Regions from separate parts of the Homo sapiens genome. Here region 1 is linked to region 2. The links are chromatin loops, found by intact Hi-C in ENCODE. Cell type or tissue: CD14-positive monocyte. All regions are shown on one strand. Each heading gives the region's core, and the rest is flanking DNA. Links, peaks and the distances in the headings are about the cores only. Region 1 has its middle 11 kb from the start of DDT. Region 2 overlaps CABIN1 (calcineurin binding protein 1).

Region 1 (10,413 bases), core at 2,947-6,946, 190 kb before region 2:
ACCCAGTGCACCCCCAGGCCCCCGCCCTGCTCTGCCCTGAGCGTCTCGCCGCCCGCACAGCCCCCTCACCTCCTCCTGCAGCGTCTGCCACCAGAGAATGCTGTGGACTGAGTGGCCTTGAAGGGATCACAGCCTCTCTGAACCTTAGCTTGCCTTCTGAAAAGGAGGATAATGTTACCTTCTGCTCTGTAGGGATGGAAAGAAAATACTGAATGGAGTTGACAGAGTTCTTGCGTGGAATGCACGCATATAAATTCACAAAGCCCAGAAGACCTCGGGAAGAAGGACATACTGTTGTGAGAATTAAGAGATGGGAAGAGATGAGCCACCCCAGTTTGCCTCCCCTCCCCTGGCCCACCAGAGTCCGGCTAGAAAACTTCTCTTTATCCACCTGCTGCACCTGGCCCCACCCACCAAAACCCCCCAGCTGCCCCGGAATGTGGCAGGGCAGGGAGGCCCAGCCAGGGAGTGAGGCTGATCCAGGCCTCTAGTCCCAGACCTTGCTGTTTCTCAGGGCTGTGGGGCTCCGCTTGGGGAGGAGGAGGGAGGGTGTAGAGGTGCAGCGTTTTTACTCTGAAGACCTTTTCTGACTTCTTCTTCTTCAGGGCAGCACAAGAGCAAGGAGTTCTTGCAGATCAACAGCCTGGGGAAACTGCCGACGCTCAAGGATGGTGATTTCATCTTGACCGAAAGATGCCCTCCTTCCCTCACCCCTCACCGCATCCGGAGCCCATGTGACCTTGGCTCTCCCCACTGGCCCCGGGCCCCAATGGCCCTCCCATACCCCATGGGGCAGCGAGGGAGGGGAAAGGCGAGGGATCTGGCCGGGCGCGGTGGCTCACGCCTGTCATCCCGGCACTTCGGGAGGCCAAGGCGGGCGGATCACGAGGTCAGGAGACCGAGACCATCCTGGCTAACACCGTGAAACACCGTCTCTACTAAAAATGGAAAAAAAAATTAACCGGGCGTGGTGGCGGGCGTCTGTAGTCCCAGCTACTCTGGAGGCTGAGGCAGGAGAATGGTGTGAACCCAGGAGGCGGAGCTTGCAGTGTGCTGAGATCGCGCCACTGCACTCCAGCCTGGGCGACAGAGCTAGACTCCGTCTCAAAAAGGCCGGGCGCGGTGGTTTACGCCTGTAATCCCAGCACTTTGGGAGGCCGAGGTGGGCGGATCACGAGGTCAGGAGATCGAGACCATCCTGGCTAACACGGTGAAACCCTGTCTCTACTAAAAATACAAAACATTAGCAGGGCGTGGTGGCGGCCGCCTGTAGTCCCAGCTACTGGGGAGGCTGAGGCAGGAGAATGGCGTGAACTCAGGAGGCGGAGCTTGCAATGAGCAGAGGTCGCGCCACTGCACTCCAGCCTGGGTGACAGAGGGAGCCCACTCCAGCCTGGGCGACAGAGGGAGACTCCGTCTCAAAAAAAAAGGAAAGAAAGAAAGGAGAGGTATCTGGGGAGAAGGTACAGCTTGGGGTGTGTCCGGGATGAGCAGGGGCTGACAGAACATGTCCCCCCACCTCTCATCTTCAGCCTTTTCTGAGCCGCAGGGCCTCTCCACTCCCAGACTGAAGGGTATTAGAAGAGAAGACAAGGGAACATTTTTCCACTGTTGCGCATTTGTTCAACAAATGCTAGCTGAAAAGAGCCTCTAGTGACTTGTCGCAGACTACCCAATCTACCCAGGCCGGGCCTAGAGGCCAATGCCATGGCCCAAGGGCACAGCTCATGGTGAGGTCCAGCTGCTGGGCAGGAAAAGGACAAGAGGTCAGGTGGCTGCAGAGGTGATGGCTGGGGGCCTGTCAGACGGGGGCCAAAGACATTCCTCCCCTCGTGATCCCTGACCCAAGCGCGTGGACATGCAAGGGACTCCACGGAGCATCCACTGTGTGCCAGCCCCATGCAGGGTTCCAGGGGTCCAGGGAGCCTATTCTGAGCTGCACCGCCTCGGACAAGTCACTTGACCATTCTGACCTTGAGTTTTCTCTTGTGCTAAAAGGCTAACAGGAGTGTCTACCTCACAGGGCGGCTGCTGGCATATCACAGAGATGAGGTTCTCAAAATGCAAAGCAGAAGGTCCAGCCAAGAGTCGGTGCCCAAGGCAACAAAGACAGGAGGAGACTCGTAGGAGGAGGGGGTGGTGTTGGGGAGCTGGAGATGGAGGGCGAGGCTGGAGGGCAGTCCTTCAAATGCAGAGAAGCCCCCGGGCCCCACTGGCAGATGGGAGCAGTTAGGGGTAAATGCCTGGTGCCAGTGTCCTTATAGCCACTGCCCATTTGTTCCCAGCTCGGCCATCCTGATTTACCTGAGCTGTAAGTACCAGACGCCGGACCACTGGTATCCATCTGACCTGCAGGCTCGTGCCCGTGTTCATGAGTACCTGGGCTGGCATGCCGACTGCATCCGTGGCACCTTTGGTATACCCCTGTGGGTCCAGGTGAGGAGAGCCATCTGGAGAGTGATTGGCCATCAGGGAGTAGTTGGCAGTAGGCCGGGGCCATAGACTGACCCACTCTCTGCCCCCATCAGATGTTGGGGCCACTCATTGGGGTCCAGGTGCCCGAGGAGAAGGTGGAACGCAACAGGACTGCCATGGACCAGGCCCTGCAATGGCTGGAGGACAAGTTCCTGGGGGACAGGCCCTTCCTCGCTGGCCAGCAGGTGACACTGGCTGATCTCATGGCCCTGGAGGAGCTGATGCAGGTGTGAGCTCAGCCTGTGGGCAGTGTCCCTCTTCGTGTCACACCCATGAGGCAGACAGAAACACTGAGGCCTGGAGAAAGCCAGAACTTTGCCCAGAATCATAGAGCAAGTCTCTGGATGATCTGGGGCCAGAACCCTGAACTTCTGCCTCCTGCCTGGGTGTGGGGTCTCACCCTGGCTGCTCTTGGGCTCTAAGGCTGAACATACTGCCTGGGCCCCTGTGGTCCATTCACTTAGGGGCTGGGGAATGGACCATGTCTCTGATACTTCTGCCCATGGTTCCAGCATTCGGGTCGGCAGTGACAACTGGGAAAGTTGTATGCCCACAACTTTTTCATCCTTGTCCCTACAGCCGGTGGCTCTCGGCTATGAACTGTTTGAGGGACGGCCACGACTGGCAGCATGGCGTGGATGAGTGGAGGCTTTCCTGGGTGCTGAGCTATGCCAGGAGGCCCACAGCATCATCTTGAGCATCCTGGAACAGGCGGCCAAGAAAACCCTCCCAACACCCTCACCAGAGGCCTATCAGGCTATGCTGCTTCGAATCGCCAGGATCCCCTGAAGGGTCTGGGATGGGGGCCAGGAGATTAGCAACAAGGATTCATTCTGTTACTTACTTGCCCCTTTTTATCTTTCCCTCTTGCCCCAGTCCCTTCTCTCCAGCTTCATGTGAAGCTCTGCACAGACAAGACACTCAGTGTCCTTGGCAGTGCTGCTACTCCTCAGGTGCAGCATACATAACCAGTAAGAGACTAAATCTGCAATATATAAAGAGCTCCTACAAATCAGTAACATGAAGAACACTCAAAAATTGGCAAATGTCATCAGTGTTTTAAACAGAATAAAGATTCCAAACACTTTGAATAGAGAACCAAGAGTTATTGGTTTTACTACATTGTTGTGTTATACATATGGAGTAAAAGTATGTGCTAGTAATCCTCATCATGGTTAATAACAAAGTAACCTCACAATAACGAGTCAACATAATTGTATCACCAGGGCAACAAAATGTTAAGTAAGTAACCAATTCGAATTGCAAACTGTTAAAGGATATAGGCGATGTTTCACAGGGCATAGCAACGGTCTTTGAAGTCTAGGAAACTTAAAAGATTTCTTTTAACAAGCATTCATGTCTTCTAGGACAGTTTTGTAATAACTGCAAATAGTAAGATTATACATTGTCACACAGACCTCCATGTATATCCATGGGATGGACCCCACCACAATGATTTTAACGGAGAGAACTTGATATAAAGAATTGGTAACCAGGCATTAGAGAACTCCGAAGACAGAGAGAATCCAGATTAACACGGAGGTAAACACTGCAAGAAGCTACCACCCCTAGGGCTGGGGGATCAAGGGAGGAATTAGGAAGACCAAGATGCTGGAGGGGCCCTGAAGAATTCAAACCTCCAAGAAAGGTGTTGCTCATCCCCCCTAGCATCACCTTCCAAGAAGGGCAGGTTTCCCCAGTTTGCCCTGAGGTCTTCACAGGAGGCCATGTGGCTGTGGATGCAGTTCTCAAATGTGACAGTAGATGTCACTGCTGACCAATAAACAGGATGTTCCAGACACACACTGCGCTACCTGCCCACATGTCTTGTGGCTTTGGGGCCTATTTCCCATGCCTGACCTGTGCCCACCATGTGCCACTCTATTGGGGGACCTGCCCCAATAATCACGTAGATTGTTTCCTATTTTTCCTAAGTGTCGGCCGGCTTGAGAAATAAAGGGACAGAGTACAAAAGAGAGAAATTGTAAAGCTGTGCATCCGGGGGAGACGTCACACGTTGGTAGGATCTGTGATGCCCCACAAGCCACAAAAACCAGCAAGTTTTTATTAGGGATTTTCAAAAGGGGAGGGAGTGTGCAAATAGGTGTGAGTGACAGACATCAAGTACTTAACAGGGTAATAGAATATCACAAGGCAAGTGGAGGCAGGGCGAGATCACAGGATCACAGGACCGAGGCAAAATTAAAATTGCTAATGAAGTTTCGGGCACCATTGTCATTGATAACATCTTATCAGGAGACAGGGTTTTGAGACCAACCGGTCTCACCAAAATTTATTAGGCGGGAATTTCCTCTTCCTAATAAGCCTGGGAGCACTATGGGAGACTGGAGTCTATCTCACCTCTGCAGTCTCGACCATAAGAGAGAGGCCACGCCCGGGGGGCTGTTTATAAGCCGATACCTCCAGGTGCGTATTCTCTTTCTCAGGGACATTCCATGCTGAGAAAAAGAATTCAGCGATATTTCTCCCATTTGCTTTTGAAAGAAGAGAAATATGGCTGTGTTCTGCCCGGCTCACCGGTGGTCAGAGTTTAAGGTTATCTCTCTTATTCCCTGAACAATTGCTGTTATCCTCTTCTTTTTTCAAGGTGCTCAGATTTCATATTGCTCAAACACACATCCTGTACAATTTGTGCAGTTAATGCAATTATTAAAGGGTCCTGAGGCGACATACATCTTCCTCAGCTGACAGGATTAAGAGATTAAAGACAGGTATAGGAAATCATAAGGGTGTTGATTGGGGAAGTGATAAGTGTCCATGAAATCTTTACAATTTATGTTTAGAGATTGCAGTAAAGACAGGCATAAGAAACTATAATAGTATTAATTTGGGGAACTAATAAATGTCCATAAAATCTTCACACTCCACGTTCTTCTGTCATGGCTTCAGCCGGTCCCTCTGTTTGGGGTCACTGACTTCCTGTAACACCACTCCTAGCCGGAAGTATTCCAAGTAACCATTGCAACTGTCCTGCCTTAAGGGTGCCTGGTGATGGCTTCTGTCTTAGGTCCCATTCTGGCTCTCTCTTCCAGTGATTTCTCATACTTTGGGGGACACTCTGGCCTGCTTTCCTGGGCCTTTTCCATTACCACCCCCTCTCCCCATCAGGCACTGGGGATGGCGGCCACAGCCTATGCCTTCTTGATCCATGCTGGCTGCCTTGGGATTGTTCCTTATTGGATGGTTTTGCTTTCAACAGACACTCCAATAAAGTACACGAAATAAAGAATAAAGTTAAACAGTCAGTCCCCGTGCTGTGTAGGTGGCAGTAAGTCTGGGAGAGCGACCTCAGCTGAACTAACCATGCTGTGCATCATTGTCAAGCGGGACCAGCAGGATCCTTAGGTCACCTGGCAGGAGGAGGGGCAGGGAAGGGTCCCTAGAAGTGATCTTGAGTTGCACTTAGTGCTCTTGGCAGAGGGAAGGGCTTGGGCTAGTGCTGGAGGCATGAAGATGGGGTGTGTTCAGGGCTCTCCAGCAGTCCAGGCATGGGAAGGGGACGCTGAGGGCCAAAGGCTAAGGTGACACTGGGAAGGGAACCATAGCAAGGTGAGGAATGGCTTTCGGCCATGTGACTGAATTGCCTGTGTGTGGTGCGTGTGTACGTGTGTGAATGTCAGTGAACTGTGTGTGTGAACGTGAGTGAATTGTGTAACTTTGTTTATGTGTGGGTGTATATGTGTGTGATGTGTGTGAACTGTGTGTATGTGGGTGTATATGTGTGTGATGTGAGTGAACTGTGTGTATGTGGGTGTATATGTGTGTGGTGTGAGTGAACTGTGTGTAAGTAGGTGTATATGTGTGTGAATTTGAATGGTGTGTAAATGTGACTGAGCAGTGTGAATTTGTGTATGTGGGTGTATGTGTGTGAGTGAACTGTGTGATTTTGTTGGTGTGAATTGTGTGCCTGTGTGTGTGAGGTGTGTGTGTGTGTGTGACTGAACTGTGTGATGACTTTGTATTAATGTCAGTGAATGGTGTGGTTGTGTATGTGGGTGTATATGTGTGTGTATGTATGTGAATTGTGTGTGGGGTTGGTGTGTATGTGTGTCAATGTGAGTGAGTTGTGTGACTGTTGAATATGAGTGAATTATGTGATTGTGTGGGTGTATATGTGTGTACAGGAGTTAACTGTGTGACTGTGTGTAAATGTTATGATTGTGTGTGTGGGTGTATATGTGTGAATGTGATACATCGTGTGACTGTGGGTGGACGTGGGTGGATGTGTGTGTGAGTGTGCGTGGCTGTGTGTCGAACAGTGTGTGAGTGTAAGTGTGCAGGTGGTAGCTGTGGAATTAAGGCACATTAGGGGAATCCTTCCTTGGCTCTGGTCCTTGGTTTCCCTCCTATGAAACAAGTTGGGTGAATTAGGCAGTCTCTGGCATTCCAGGATTTGGTCTCAGGTCTAAACAGGATTTTGTAAAGTGAAAGCAGCATCCCTTGGGCATCCCGGGAGGTGTCCCTGCCCTCCATGGCTCACCTTCTGCCACATGGCCCAGCAGCAGCTACTCTGCAGGGCCATGTGCTGCCATGACAGGTACTGATCCCCATGGGCGCGGGCCTGCAGGTCCTGGAGGTACCAGTGGTCAGGTGCTTTGTACATGCAGCTCATATAGAGCAAGCTAGCCACACTGGGGGGACATGGCAGGGGCAGAAGACATGCCCTGAACACTCTTCAGCCATTTTCTGGGGCATTTTCACTATCCCCATGATGCAGAGGAGGGATGTGAGGCTCAGAGAGGTTAGGTAACTGCCCAGGGTCACACAGCCCTACACGGGGCCAGATTATCATCTCAACTAATGGCAGCAAGGAAGAAACAAAATGTCATGAACTTCAGCAGGGGCTCAGGGAAGGCTTCCAGGAGGAAGGGGCACCCAGTGTGAGTCTGAAGAATGAGAGCAAGTTGGGTATCTCCCCAACATATCCAAAGCATGGACAGGGCCAGGAGCAAGGCCAGCAGGGAGAGAGCCTTCCAGGTGACATGGCAGCATTGCTCCCCACCCCGTCCCATCTCCTGTTCACCTATGGTGAAGGGTTGTGCAGTCTGACCCCCAGAGCTCATCATGCCTCTATGGGTGTTGGACCATCCAGTGATCCCAGGCTCTGAATGTGAATCCAGCTCCACCAAGGAGGCACTATGTGGCCTCGGTAAAGGACGCCACCATGCGGCCACCAACCTGGAGGCTGGTTTTGGCTTTCATTTTTCCCACCCACCTCCAACCCTTCAGCACACCCTGCAGTTAGAGTTTCAAGAAAAGTCAGAACCGACCATCACCCCACCAACCCTGCACCACCACCACCTTGGTCTGGGGCTCCAGCGCTGCATGCCAGATGACTGCAGTGGCTTTCTCACCCCTGCCAGGGGGATCCTTTATGACGTAAGTCAGATCACAGTTCTCTGCTCAAAATACTCCAGCGACTCAATCCCCCTGCGGTAAGAGCCAAAGCCTTCCCAGTGTCCCATGCTCCCCTCTGTCGTGACCTCCTGCTCTTCCTGCTCACTACACCCACCCTGGCCCGTTGCTCTCCAGTCTGAACCCCATGCATTGTCCCACCTGGAGCCTTCGCCATCACTCTTCCCTCCAGCCAGAACACCCTTCTCCTCATGCCTTGCACATTCCTACAGCTCTCTGCTCAGATGCCACTTCCTCCAGGGAGTCTTCCCTCAACATCCTACTCACACACCCCCAATCTTACCCTGTTTATTTTTTCCATGGCATCCATCAACATCCGATATGTTCCATGTTTACATGGGTTACTGTCAGCTCCCCCTTCTATTAATGGAATGTGAGATCCATGAGGAGAAGGACGTAGACACGTTCACTGCTCAAGCCCCAGGGCTTAAATGGGGTCTGGCCCTGGTGGATGTTTAGCAAATAGCCACTGAAGCTCGCTGAGTGGTCCCTCGACTCTCCAGGGAAACAGCACTTGCCCCACAGGATTTGTGGGCAAAATGGTAGCACTAAGATGCCTGGTACAGCCGCTCCTCGAAACTTAGCACTCTCCTTTTTTCGGAGGGGAAGGCTGGCGGTGAGGAGGCCCGGAAGCAGACTGGGCCCTCTGGCCTTGTGCAAGTCCCTCCCCTCCTCCAGCCTCAGTTTCCTCACTTGTACAATGCAGGAGGGGACTTCTATAACCCTTGTCAACACTGGGTACCACTGCCTGCCTCCACCCATTCTTCACCCTGGGGCTGGTGCAGGGCCCACAGTCCATGATCCAAGCCATCAACAGTGAACAGACAGCCGACTGGCCCCACAAGGCCCGGCAGCAGCCCACGGACCGGTTACCTCTCAGCCAAGGTGAAGTCCCCATCCTTCAAGGCCCGGCACCTTCCTCAGGGGGTTCACCTGGGCAAAGGCATCGCTGTGCTGCTGGCCTGCAGGAGAGATCAGAGAGGTGAGTGGGGATAACCCAGAGTTCTCTGAGGTCTCTGCCCACCCCCACCCCAAAATCCCAGCAGCAGCTTTCTGAGGCCCCTATCTGGGAGGCATCAGGGAAGAGGAAGCCTCTCTGCTAGTCACTGGGTCACAGACCTTGACCCCATCAGAGGGCCATCTTTCCTGTGTCCAGCTCCTTGAAGCATGGCTCAAGGACAATTCCCTGGAGCTGTAATTCACACCCCACCCCCAGCCAGTTCCATCCATAGGTCAGACCCCTCCAGCCTCCTCCCTGGGCTCTAGGCTTGCCCCCTCTGATTCAGCTTCCTATCCCAGCTGGGGACTTAGGCCCTACTGGCCAGGCTGGGTGACCTGTCAATACCCCAGAGTCCCAGCCAAACATGTTCCCAACCCTCAGACCAACCTCATTCTTGCTGGGAATCCCTGCCCCATTCAGCCACTCAGCCCCCGGTGGCTCAGCTCTTCTTCCTTTCTTATGCCAAACTCTCAAGGCTCCCTCCCCACTGGGGGTTCCCAGGTCTGACTCACTTTAGCATTCTAGGCCAGTGCTAGAGGCCGCATTAGGTGCCTGGTGTTTGGATCAGAGGACCTCAGTCAAGCCAGGCTCCAGTCTGATCATAGGCCTACATGTGGGCCTCTTTGCCCTTCTACTGAATGGACATGCACACCCCTGCCCATTCTCCCTCCACAGACTGCTTCTGTGTCCAGCCCCTGTTCTGTAGCAGGTGACTCAAGCTGGTTGTACCAAGGGCAGCAGTTGGGAAGAGTCAGCTGAGCAGGGTCCTCCCTCTGGCCTGCCCAGGGGGCTCTGGCTCTGCTCTCTGCCCTACTGCTTAGTTATAGCCCTGCCTCCTCCACTGAATTGTGCTCCAGCTGCATCTCTGTATGCCAGCCAGACCAGCAAACGCTGGAGCTCAGGGTGAGGGTGCTGGCCTCCCCCACTGCCCTGCCACAGGGCCCTCCAGCCTCTAGCCTCTAGGAGTAGCCCCTTCAGCTGGGTGAGAAGCCCCATGGGATAGAGCAAGTCAGATGCAGGAAAAAGAAAAGGCAGAAGAATGCCAAGAAATACATAAAAGTGGAAGAGACCCAGGGCCAGACATGGTGGTGCATGTCTGTGATCTCAACACTTTAGAAGGAGGAGGCAGGAGGATCACTTGAGCTCAGGAGCTCAAGGTCAGCCTGGTCTACATGGCAAAATCACGCGTCTACACACACCAAAAAAAAAAAAAAAAAAAGTAGCTGGGCACGGGGACGTGCCTGTAGTCCCAACTATTCTACTTAGGAGGAGTAAGTTGGGAGGATCACTTGATCCTGAGAGGTCAAGGCTGCAGTGAGCCGGGATCATGCCACTGCCCTCTAGCCTGGGCTGCAGATTGAGACACTGTAATAAATAAATAAATAAATAAATAAATAAATAAACAAACAAACAATAAAAAAGTGGAAGAGACACAGGCAGGGGTAGACAGGGACTATTTTACTTAGGAAACAACGAGGCAGTTTGTTTTTTCCAAGCACATG
Region 2 (10,413 bases), core at 4,147-8,146:
AAACATAAGCCTCCAAGCCAGAGGGTAGGTGGCATGCCATTTGAGTAGGTGCAGTCTTTTGTCCCCAGGGGTGTCCCGATGCCCCCGGTAGCCTCGTCCCAGGTCCCTTTGTTCCAGGTCCCCTAGCAGAGGGCTGGTAGCTGCCTTTGGGGTCCAGACGGGCTTCCTTCTCAGTGGAATGGAGCCTCAGGCCCCCACCACCTGCCTGGGCTATTACGTCTGCGGAAGCCCTCGAGGTTCAGCTTTGACCAAGCAGGCTGTGGGCCAGACGAGGCATGCTGTGGGGAGTAGGTGGGCCTGGTCCCCAGCTAAGGGCCAGAGTCCTTGACAGGGAGTGCCCCAACCCCCAGCAGTCCCCACCATTTCATTGTCCAGCTAGGCAGAGTGCATAGCACAGCTGTCTGGGCCCCAGTGCTGGGCGCAGGCCCAGGCCCAGGTCCACCAGGGTGCCCCTGCCTCCTCCACTGGCCCAGGTGGAGCAGGTGGACATGGGAGTGGTGATCACTCAGGAGATAGGAGGGCTGTTTCTGCTTTTGACGTCCTTAAAAGATAGACCCACACAGGAAACCCCCCCACAACCCCACACTGTAGCGTGAGAAGAAAGGGCTACTGAGTTGGCAGGAGCCAGGGCTGGGCCAGACCCCATTTTGCCGAGGCACATGCATATTGGGGCCCCTGAGGGCTGGGTGAGCAGAGATTTCCGTCAGAGACCTCGGAAGACACAGCCTGGGTTATGGGGGTGGCCAGAGCCAGGGGACCCAGGTCCTTACCTTTCAGGTTGCCTGCTGCTGGGCGACGCCAGGCCAGGCCCCAGCAGTCTCCTCCCAGTTTGTGGAGGGGAGTGGCAGGGAGGAGGCCCTAATGACCCTCAGACCTACCTGCCTGCTTCCCAGACCCTGGTGCGGTGGGGGCGCCTTGGTATCTGCCGTGGGCAGATTTGCGTTTCCTACCTAGGATTCTTACCCTGGGCCCAGAGAAGATGCCACTGTAGGGGCTAGCTGCCATCCTCTGGTTCTCTCCTCCCTTAAGCCCAATCTTGGAGGCCATTTCCTGCCATCAGAGCCCATAGCTCCCGCCCCTCAGGGAGTGTCCATTTTGCTCACGGCATGTCCTTGTTGCCATGGCAGCCCTGAACCCGCCTGGAGGGTGCTCTGGACATAATTAGAGGCTCAGTGCCCACGGCTGAGGCCCGCTCCTGAGCGAGCACAGGGACACTGCACTCACCTTCCTCCAGCGTGTCTGCTCACGCTGCCAGCTAGGCTGCTACAACACCACTGGTATTGCCGCAGGCCCGCAGGGCCCGAGAGACAGGTCTGTCCTCCTGCCCCGCACTCCCACAGGATGGGCTGCCCACAGGACAAGGCTAGGCCCCAGAGCACCGGCCTGGGGCACATCCCAGACACCCAGTATGTGGCAGAGTCCACAGGGGCCCGTCCTGAACCATGTGGAATTGAGGAACAGGGCATTTTAGCAAAACCAATGTCAGAAGAGACAGGGTCATCGGTGGTAGCAAACTGCCCCCCCCCCCGCCCCCATGCACTGAGGTACCTACCTGCAGGCGTGTGACTCTCCCACACTCGAGGGGGTGGGGATGGGGGTGCTGTCAGCCTCATGTGGGCCAGCTCCCACAGTACAGTCAGCCTGGTGCTGGGGAGGGTTGAAGGGTGGACCCACTCCTCTGCTCAGCTGTGAGAGGCTGCCTCAGGGCTGCCTCACATCACCTCAAGACATGCTGTCAGGGCACTGGAGCCTTCACACCTGTCCCAGGAGGGCTGGCTGGGGGTGGGAGCAAAAGTAGCCCTGTGAAAAGAACCCCAAAAGGGCCTCATGGCAGAGGGAATTGTGTGGATGAAGACTCGGAGGCCCCTAGGGCCCGGCTCACCTGGAAATCGAAGGCCCATGGTGGGAGCAGTTGCCAAGGCCAGGCTGCAGGGAGAGGCCAAGCTGGGGGCAGCACTGGGTGCCGTGGCAGTAGGTCACAGTGGGTTGTGGTATCAAGCCCAGGAAGCAAACTCTTGCAGCATCCCACTAGCTCCCTCAGGACTCTCCCATGAGTGGCCATTGGGAAGTCACCCTCCAAGACTGACCACCTGTTCCTGCATTCCCTGGGTTGGGAGCTGCACCCATGCCTAGGGTCCTGCAGGACATAATCCTCCCAGACTGGCACCCTGTGGTGTGAGGGCAAGGCCAGCTGGAGGTCCTTCCACTGAGTCCCCACCAGTACGGCCTGGACATTCTCCCAGGGAGGGGTTCTGGGTCTCCAGCTGTGTCCTAGCATCAGCAGGATCCTGATGGGGTGCCTCTCTGATGGACCTTGTTGGCAGCATTGTGGGGGCTCAGTGGTGCCATATGGGCAGTGTTGGCAGCCCCAGGCGCACAGGATGTCCTGTGGGACAGCACTGGTCGGCTGGCGGGCAGAGCAGCGTGGGCTCAGGGCTGCCTAGCCAGCCTTTCTCACCTCTTGTTTGTCCTCACAGGCCTCGGGGGACACCCCCACCACTCCAAAGCACCCCAAAGACAGCCGAGAGAACTTCTTTCCTGTGACAGTGGTGCCCACAGCCCCTGACCCTGTGCCAGCTGACTCTGTCCAGCGGCCCAGTGATGCTCACACCAAGCCTCGCCCTGCACTAGCTGCCGCCACAACTATTATCACCTGCCCTCCGTCAGCATCAGCTTCCACCCTGGACCAGTCCAAGGACCCTGGGCCTCCCCGGCCACACAGGCCTGAAGCTACCCCCAGCATGGCCTCTCTGGGCCCAGGTGAGTCCCATCCCAGTCCAGAGCTGGGCCCAGGCCCCTGCCACCATCAAGTCCTCCCTGCGGGGAGAGTGTGAGTATGGGTAAGGGAGGCAAGCAGTGCCCTCCCGCCCAGTCGATCCCACAGGGTGGCGGGGCAGGTGACCGCGGGTCCACTCACCAGTCACTGGCAGCCTCGGTGGCCCTGGTCAGCACATCCTACATCTACCACTCTTAACCTAACCCTGGGTGCCTCAGTCTGTGAAAGGGGGTGGTGAGGAGGGAGGGAGCAAACACCATCACGGACGTGTTTGCTACTGTTTCCTCCCCACAAAGCCTTATAGTAAGTAGGAAGGATGGCTTGGTCAGGTAGGAAAAGGATACTAGCCCACACCAGGCCTCCCTCAGGGCACTGGGAGGGGTCCTGACCTTCAGCATGCTGCAAGGCCACTGGTATCCGGCCTCAGTTACCTGTGAGCAGTTCCTGGGTACCAGGCCCTACTGGGTGTGGGGCCAGCAGATCTGCTCAAACCCCATCTTGCCTCATGGGCAAGACAGAAGCCAGCCAGGATGAGGGCAGGGGCAGGTCAGGGGGCTTGTGAAGGAAAACAGAGAGGACAAAGGTGCGGGCAGTAGAGGGCCCTGCTGGCCTCATCGGTGAAAGCTCCTGTTCCTTCTAAAACCCAGGATCCATTGGAATGGCAGCCTGCAGACAGCTAAGCCACAGATCCTTCCTTTGGGGAGGGGATGTAGAGGCAGCGCTGCTACAGCCAGTGAGTGAGAGGGGAGTAGACAAGGCACCATCCCCCTCGCTGGTCCTGACACCAGCAGCTCTGGCAGCTGCAATTCTGCCAGACTGGGTTCAGCTCAGGCCTGGGCCAGGTTCCACCTGCCACCCAGGGCAGGGAGCCCTTCCCTGTTGGTTCCCAGGACTCTAGGACCATGTGGCCAGGCTCTGAAGGCCCTATAATAGGACAGGGATATTCCCTAACTAATTTGTCTCCCCAGCTGGTGGGGCCCCAGGAGAGACCAGCGTGGTCAGAGGGTTCCCTGTGCCCCTGGGGACATCCAGCGATGGACCAGTTTCCCCAACCCTCCCTTTCAGGCCCTCCCCTGCTTCTCCCTCCCTGCCTCAAGGACCCAGCCTGTTTCCTTGCCGCAGACCCTGCACTGGCCCACAGCCTGTGTCACCCCTGGAGGCTCACCTGTCTTCCCAGTTGAATTTCCTACCCATCTGAAAAACGAGACAGCCACTCTGCAGAAGTGCCCAGCAGAAGGCAGGCCTAAGAGCCCCCACAGACTGTGCGCCTGAGTGGAGGTTGAGTTGAGAAGTCTTCCTCAGCTCTTTCCCACGGTGGCTCAAGCAGCAAGCAGGTGCTGATGTTTTCACCTGATGCCATCCACACTGCTTTGAGGATTGTGAACATGTAGGCATCCTCTAGCCCAGTCAGCCTCGGTTGCACTGGTCGTGGCCCTGTGAGACAAAGAATTACTTCCCTTTGGGTCAGAACCTGTGGCCATTTGTTCCCAGAGGAGCCTGTGAAGGCTTCAGGACAAAGAGCCGTAAAAGAAGTGTAGTGCTGGCCAGGCGCGGTGGCTCACGCCTGTAATCCCAGCACAGTGGGAGGCCGAGGTGGGCGGATCACGAGGTCAAGAGATGGAGACCATCCTGGCCAACATGGTGAAACCCCATCTCTACTAAAAATACAAAAATTAGCTGGGTGTGGTGGTGGGTACCTGTAATCCCACCTACTCGGGAGGCTGAAGCAGGAGAATCGCTTGAACCCAGGAGGCAGAGGTTGCAATGAGCTGACATCACGCCACTGCACTCCAGCCTGGGCGACAGAGCTAGACTCCATCTAAAAAAAACGAACTGCAGTGGTTCTACCAGCATGTGACCTTGGCCATCCCTTTTCTTCTTTCTGCCTCAGTTTCCTGCATAAAATGGATAAGATGAAGATAATAGCACTGCAGGATTTGGAATGCTGCTTGGCGTTAAGCAGAGACTTGGTATGGGTTTTTTTTTTTTTTTTAATTTTTATTTTTTATTTTTAGTGGAGACAGGGTTTCCCCATGTTGGCCAAGCTGGTCTTGAACTCCTGACCTCAGGTGATCCGCCTGCCTCAGCCTCCCAAAGTGCTGGGATTACAGGAATGAGCCACCAAGCCTGGCCTGTTTGTTTTCCTCACTCTGTTGCCCAGGCTGGAGTGCAGCAGTGCGATCATGGCTCACTGCAGCTTCAACCTCCCTGGGCTCAGGTGATCCTCCTACCTCAGCCTCCCAAGTAGCTGAGACTACAAGCATGGGCCACTACGCCTGGGTAATTTTTGTATTTTTTGTAGAGATGGGGTTTCACCATGTTGCCCAAGCTGGTCTTAAACTCCTGGGCTCAGGAGATCCACTCGCCTCAGCCTCCCAAAGTGCTGGGATTACAGGTGTGAACCACCATACCCCGCCTGAGGATGGTGACGTCAAGGTGTGGGGGTGATGGGAGCCCAGTGCCGTAATCAGTTGGTCAGTGTTGGTAGCTGACTTACTCCCACGAAGACCCAGCTCCTGTCCCTCTGCCTGGGGCTGTCTTGCCTTGTACCAGTCCCATGCTCTCGTCTTGTAGTTTTTGAGGGTCAGGAATTTACAGTGGCTTTGTGGGGTAAAGTTGGCTCAGGGTCTCCCACGTGGTTGCAGTCAAGCTATCATCAGTGCATCTGAGCTCCCTTGGGGTGTTGGCAGCCTCAGGTCCTCACTGGTTATTGGCCAGAGGCCTCAGCTCCTCCTGTGGGCCTTTCTATAAACAGCTGAGTGTCCCCGGATCATGGTGACTGGTTCTCCCCAGAGCCATTGACCCCACCGAGAGAACACAGAGGAAGCCATGGTGTCTTTTATAACCTAATCTCAGCAGCAACTGAGATCTCTGTAGGCCACACACACCTCCCTGGGGTGTGGGAAGGCCTGGTGGATGCCAGGGCCAGGGGTAGCGGAGTAGGGGGCTAGAGACTGCCTGCTTTCCCTCTGCCTGCCTGTCCCACCATCAAGCAGGCCAAAGCTGTAATTCATGTCCTTCTCTCCTCTGTTAGATCTAAGAAAGAGGATCTGTTTCCTAGCATACCTTCTTCAGCCTGGAGAGTTGATCCTTTTCTATTCCCATTCCCAAAACCAAATTAAATGGCCTTTTGCCAGGATGGAACTGTTGAATGACACTGGGGGCAGGGGGCGAGGGGGTGGAGGCTTGAGACAAGGCCTCAGCCAGCCTGGGGCAGGAGCCTCAGGCAGAGCAGCTGGATGGGGATGGCCATGGCCGCTGAGGCCTCTGCCTAGCCCAGCAGTCGCCTGCTGGCCCCAGCTTTGTACCGGGAGCTGTCACTCCTGCTGACCAAGGAGGGGAGCTGGCTCCCCCTGCTGGAGAGGATGGAGGGCCTCCTGGCAGAGGAGCGGGATGGGGAGGCGGTGGGGTGGCTGGAAAGGCAGTGGTTGATGACCAGTGTGGTGGGAGAGTCCAGACCTGAGTGAGAAGGTGGGGAGCAGCAAGGGAAGTGAGGGCCTGGAGGCCTGGGAACCGGGGACCGATGCTGAGTAGTCACCTGGCCAGCAGCCACAGGCACAGCATTTGCCCCTCAGGCCCATCCCGGCCTTGGCCCAACTGAGCCCAATTCCTGGCCCCTGCCTCAGGCCAGGGAAGGTGTGGCTGGCTGGGCAGGAGCCATAGTGCCAGCGTCTACTTTGGTCTTAGTTGGGTTGTTTGGATTTTGGTCCTGACCTCGTTTCTGAATGCTGCTTATGTGAGCTGGAGGGAGAGTGGACACTGCCCCCCCATCCCCTCTCACTGCCTTGTGATGGGATCTTAAGAGAGGCTGGGCCTCGAAGACTCAGGTGTGGCCCCACTGGGTCAGGTGTATAGCCCTCTCGGGAGGCGGAGGAGCCCTCTGGGGGTGGGGAGCCAGCCCCTACCAGTGTCCTCTTGGGTGGTGAGTGGTTTCTTGGCAGCACCAACCTGGACTGCCTCAGCCAGGACCCCAGCATTGGCCACACTCCCCTGCCCAGTGTCCCAGGGCACAACCTGGGCCCATAGGACCTGACACAGATGCGTTGGAGCCTGCGGGGTGGATGAGTCTATTACCTGCAGTGAGCCCATGTCCCCACAGAGGGAGAAGAGCTGGCGAGAGTGGCAGAGGGCACCAGCTTCCCGCCTCAGGAGCCACGGCACAGTCCGCAGGTGAAGATGGCCCCCACAAGTTCCCCGGCAGAGCCACACTGCTGGCCGGCAGAGGCTGCCCTGGGCACAGGCGCTGAGCCCACCTGCAGCCAGGGTAAGGCGAGTTGGGAGCAGCCCAGCACCAGCCCCCAGGAGGCTGCCTCACAGCTGGCAGCCAGGGTGGGTTTCCCGGCCTGGCCTTGAAGGGCAGGGCCTGGGGATGCCCCATGGAATGAGATGGGGAGGAAATGGGGGTAGTGCAGGCTGGACAGGGGAGCCAAGGGAGAGGCCCAGGCTGAAGAGTTTAATGCGTGGCCCATTGTGTCAGGGGCTGGGTAGAGAGGGACCCCAGAGGCTTATTCCACCCCTGGCATCACGGAGGGGTACTAGCGAGGGCAGGCGGCCTGCTTGGGCCCACTGCAGAACCCAGGCTGAGCCCAGAGTGGGGAAAGAGGAGTAGGCATGGACAGGGCGGAGCATGGGCCTGGTGACAGACACTTGAGGGACATCAGCAGCAGGCAGAAGGGTGGACAGGTTGGGCTGGGCCAAGCAGGCGTCCCCGTCGACAGCCACGTCAGATTCTAGCCCTGGCCTCAGTCCGGCCTGTTCCCACCAGCTGCCCCAACCAGCCAGACCCCTTGGGGACTCCTCCTGGCCTGGGCCTCCCACAGACCACTTGGGATGGCAGGACCTGGCGCCAGCCCCTGGGGGCCAGGCATGGGCTCTGTGTAAACCCCATTCCTTTTAAAGCCATGGGGCTGCAGAGGAATGTGGAGACGAGCCAGGCCAGCCGGGTCCTCCCAGCTCGTGCAGCTCCCTAGAGGCTGCCAGGCCTGCAACTGGCCCAGCCTTCAGGCTCTGGGCAAACTCAGCCCCTTGCTCCCACTGGAGGATGAGGCGAAAGTGGATGCCCTGGGGCCAGCTCAGTGACCATGCCTGGCTGAGCGACCAGCTCTGGGCTTCAGTGTCCTCCCTGGGGCATAGACACCAATAGGACATGCATCCTAGGATGGTTGTGGAAATACGACAGTTCATGCAAGCATGATGCCTGGAGGTCTTACAGAACCCAGCAAGGCTCAGGGAGTCTCAGGTCCTGGGCTTTGAGTTCATGGTGTTACTGGGTAAGGTTCACAGTCCCAGCACCCCACAGCTCAGAGCCAGAGTTGGGTCCCTGCAGGCCTGAGCCAAGTATTTGCCCAGGGTAGAAGCCTTGGAGCCTGCCAGCCAGCACAAACTACACAGCATAAAGGCCCAGGACCTGGGGGGAGCGGGTGGGGGCGAGATAAAGTGCTCACTGTGTGATGCGGCAGGCAGGAAGTGCTCTTGGTACCTTTGTCTTCCAGAGGGGAAACTGAGGCCTGAGCCGAGAAGGGATGGGGAGGCTCAGGAGGCTGCGAGTGAGACTCAGCCCCTGAGCTCTCCCCCAACAGCTGCCAGCTCCAAGGCCCCCAGCAGTGGGAGTGCCCAGCCACCAGAGGGTCACCCAGGCAAGCCTGAGCCCAGCCGGGCTAAGTCCCGCCCCCTGCCCAACATGCCAAAGCTGGTCATCCCCTCCGCCGCCACCAAGTTCCCCCCTGAGATCACCGTCACGCCACCCACCCCAACCCTGCTCTCCCCCAAAGGCAGCATCTCGGAGGAGACCAAGCAGAAGCTGAAGGTGACCTCAGGGGCTGGGCTGGAGCCATGTGTGGGTGGGAGGCATAGGTTACAAAGGGGGCCTAGGATGGGGGTGGGGGTGGCAGGAGGGCCTGGGGTGTGGGTGAGGATGGCATAGGGGCCTGGGGCAGGGGTGAGGGTGGGAGGGGGGCCTGGGGCAGGGGTGAAGGTGGCAGAGGGGCTTGGGGCAGAGCCCAGCCATCCTTGACCAGTGCCCCGCCCGGCCCTCTCCGCAGTCAGCCATCCTTTCTGCCCAGTCTGCTGCCAACGTGAGGAAGGAGAGCCTATGCCAGCCAGCCCTGGAGGTCCTGGAGACATCCAGCCAGGAGTCCTCGCTGGAGAGCGAGACAGACGAGGACGACGACTACATGGACATTTGAGGGGCCACTGCAGCCCCACCGCCACGCCCCAGGGGACCAGCCAGGCCTGGAATGCCCCCTGGGCAGGACCCTGGGCAGGACCAGAGGCCCACATGGATGCCACTCCCCACACAGCCCCCAGGCCTGCCCAGCCCACCTCCTCATGGCATCCTCCCTGTACCCAGGTCAGGCTGTCCACACCACATGGGAGCCCAGAGGAGGAGGGGCCCGCCTTAGCCATGTGAAGGTGGATTGGTCGCCATCTGCACGCCAGGCGGCATCCTTTTCTATGAAGTGTTGACTTTGTAAATCTGCCCACACCCAGCTGGCCATATCCACCCCTCGACGCCGGGATGAGCCGGCTCTGCCTGTGTCACAGTGGAGGGGTCCTTTAGGGCCAGGCTCACCCCTCACCCTTTTTTTGGTTGCTTTTCTAATAAAGATGGAACAGTTGTCTTTGCCTCTTTGCTCACCTCTAGGGGGCAATCTGGCAGAGTCTCTGGCGGAGAGTTGCTGTCCCCAGGGATTCTGGGCCTTTACTGCCATAGTCCATAGGGCAGGGCCTAGCCCCCCTCCTTCTCCAGCATCTCAGGGACCAGCCAGGCAACCAAAGCAGCGGCTGGGGGTGCCCAGTGGGGTAAGGAGAGAGCCGACTCGGGGCTGGGCCAGGCAGACGCCTCTAGTGCAGCTGGAGCCAGGCTTCAAAGGGGAGTTAGGTGCATCCCCAGAACGCACCTGGGTGCCAGTGGGTGGGAGGCTGTACGGTGGGAGGGCAGGCAGGGCTGGGGCAGCTGAGAGGCTGGGAGGAGGGGGCTGTCAGGGAGGGAAAGGGGGGATGGGGCCGGCAGGGAGGGTACTTAACTCCCATCACAGTCGCCCTAATGGGGCCAGTCACAGAATAGCTGGGCTCAGTGCAAGACATAAATATGAAGCTCCTTGATCAAAAAGGATTAAGGATTTTTTTTTTTTTTTTTTTTTTTTTTTGATATGGAGTCTCACTCTGTCTCCCAGGCTGGAATGCAGTGGCACGATCTGCAGTGGCACGATCTCAGCTCACTGCAACCCCCGCCTTCTGGATTCAAGCGATTCTCTTGCCTCAGCCTCCCGAGTAGCTGAGATCACAGGCACACGCCAACACGCCCAGCTAATTTTTGTATTTTTAGTATAGACGGAGTTTCACCATGTTGGCCAGGCTGGTTTCAAACTCCTGACCTCAAGTGATCCACCCACCTTGGCCTCCCAAAGTGCTGGGATTACAGGCCTGAGCCACCACCATGTCTGACCAAAAATGATTAAGGATTTTAAGGCAGGCCCCACAGAGCATTAAGCCCCTAGAGCTGGCACCCTTCACAACTCTCTTCCCCTCCCAGCACCGCAGGGGCCCTCCTGGCCCTGGGACCTCCCATGGAGCAGGCTCTCTGTCCAGGATGGAGATGGGGACCCTCCTCACTGCCCTGTGCCCCTCATGGGCTG

What was found. A loop is a pair of places that touch in the nucleus more often than their neighbours do. Peaks named below come from ENCODE experiments on the same cell type or tissue, not always from the same donor. Only the 100,000 strongest peaks of a DNase experiment are listed, where the experiment ranks them.
Region 1: it touches region 2 in a loop (8-fold over the local background); 16 of 110 quality-filtered maps call a loop at or near these places.

What each region holds. Positions count from the first base shown.
Region 1 is chr22:23,980,343-23,990,755 of GRCh38, forward strand. It overlaps a transcript of DDT not described here, the pseudogene GSTT2 and a transcript of GSTT4 not described here. Among named protein-coding and RNA genes, the nearest start is that of DDT, 11 kb to the left of the region's middle. In CD14-positive monocyte, for the core only: no CTCF peak of the experiment used is centred there; no DNase peak of the experiment used is centred there.
Region 2 is chr22:24,169,236-24,179,648 of GRCh38, forward strand. It overlaps CABIN1 (calcineurin binding protein 1), which reads left to right. Exons shown (of 37, transcript NM_012295.4): 34 at 2,478-2,760; 35 at 6,876-7,040; 36 at 8,269-8,582; 37 at 8,818-9,393. The coding sequence ends at 8,961. Among named protein-coding and RNA genes, the nearest start is that of SUSD2, 7.0 kb to the right of the region's middle. RefSeq lists an enhancer at 5,872-6,731 and a silencer at 6,099-6,158. In CD14-positive monocyte, for the core only: CTCF peaks have their summits at 6,155 (motif pointing left) and 6,356; a DNase peak (open chromatin) is centred at 6,106; H3K27ac peaks cover 840 bases.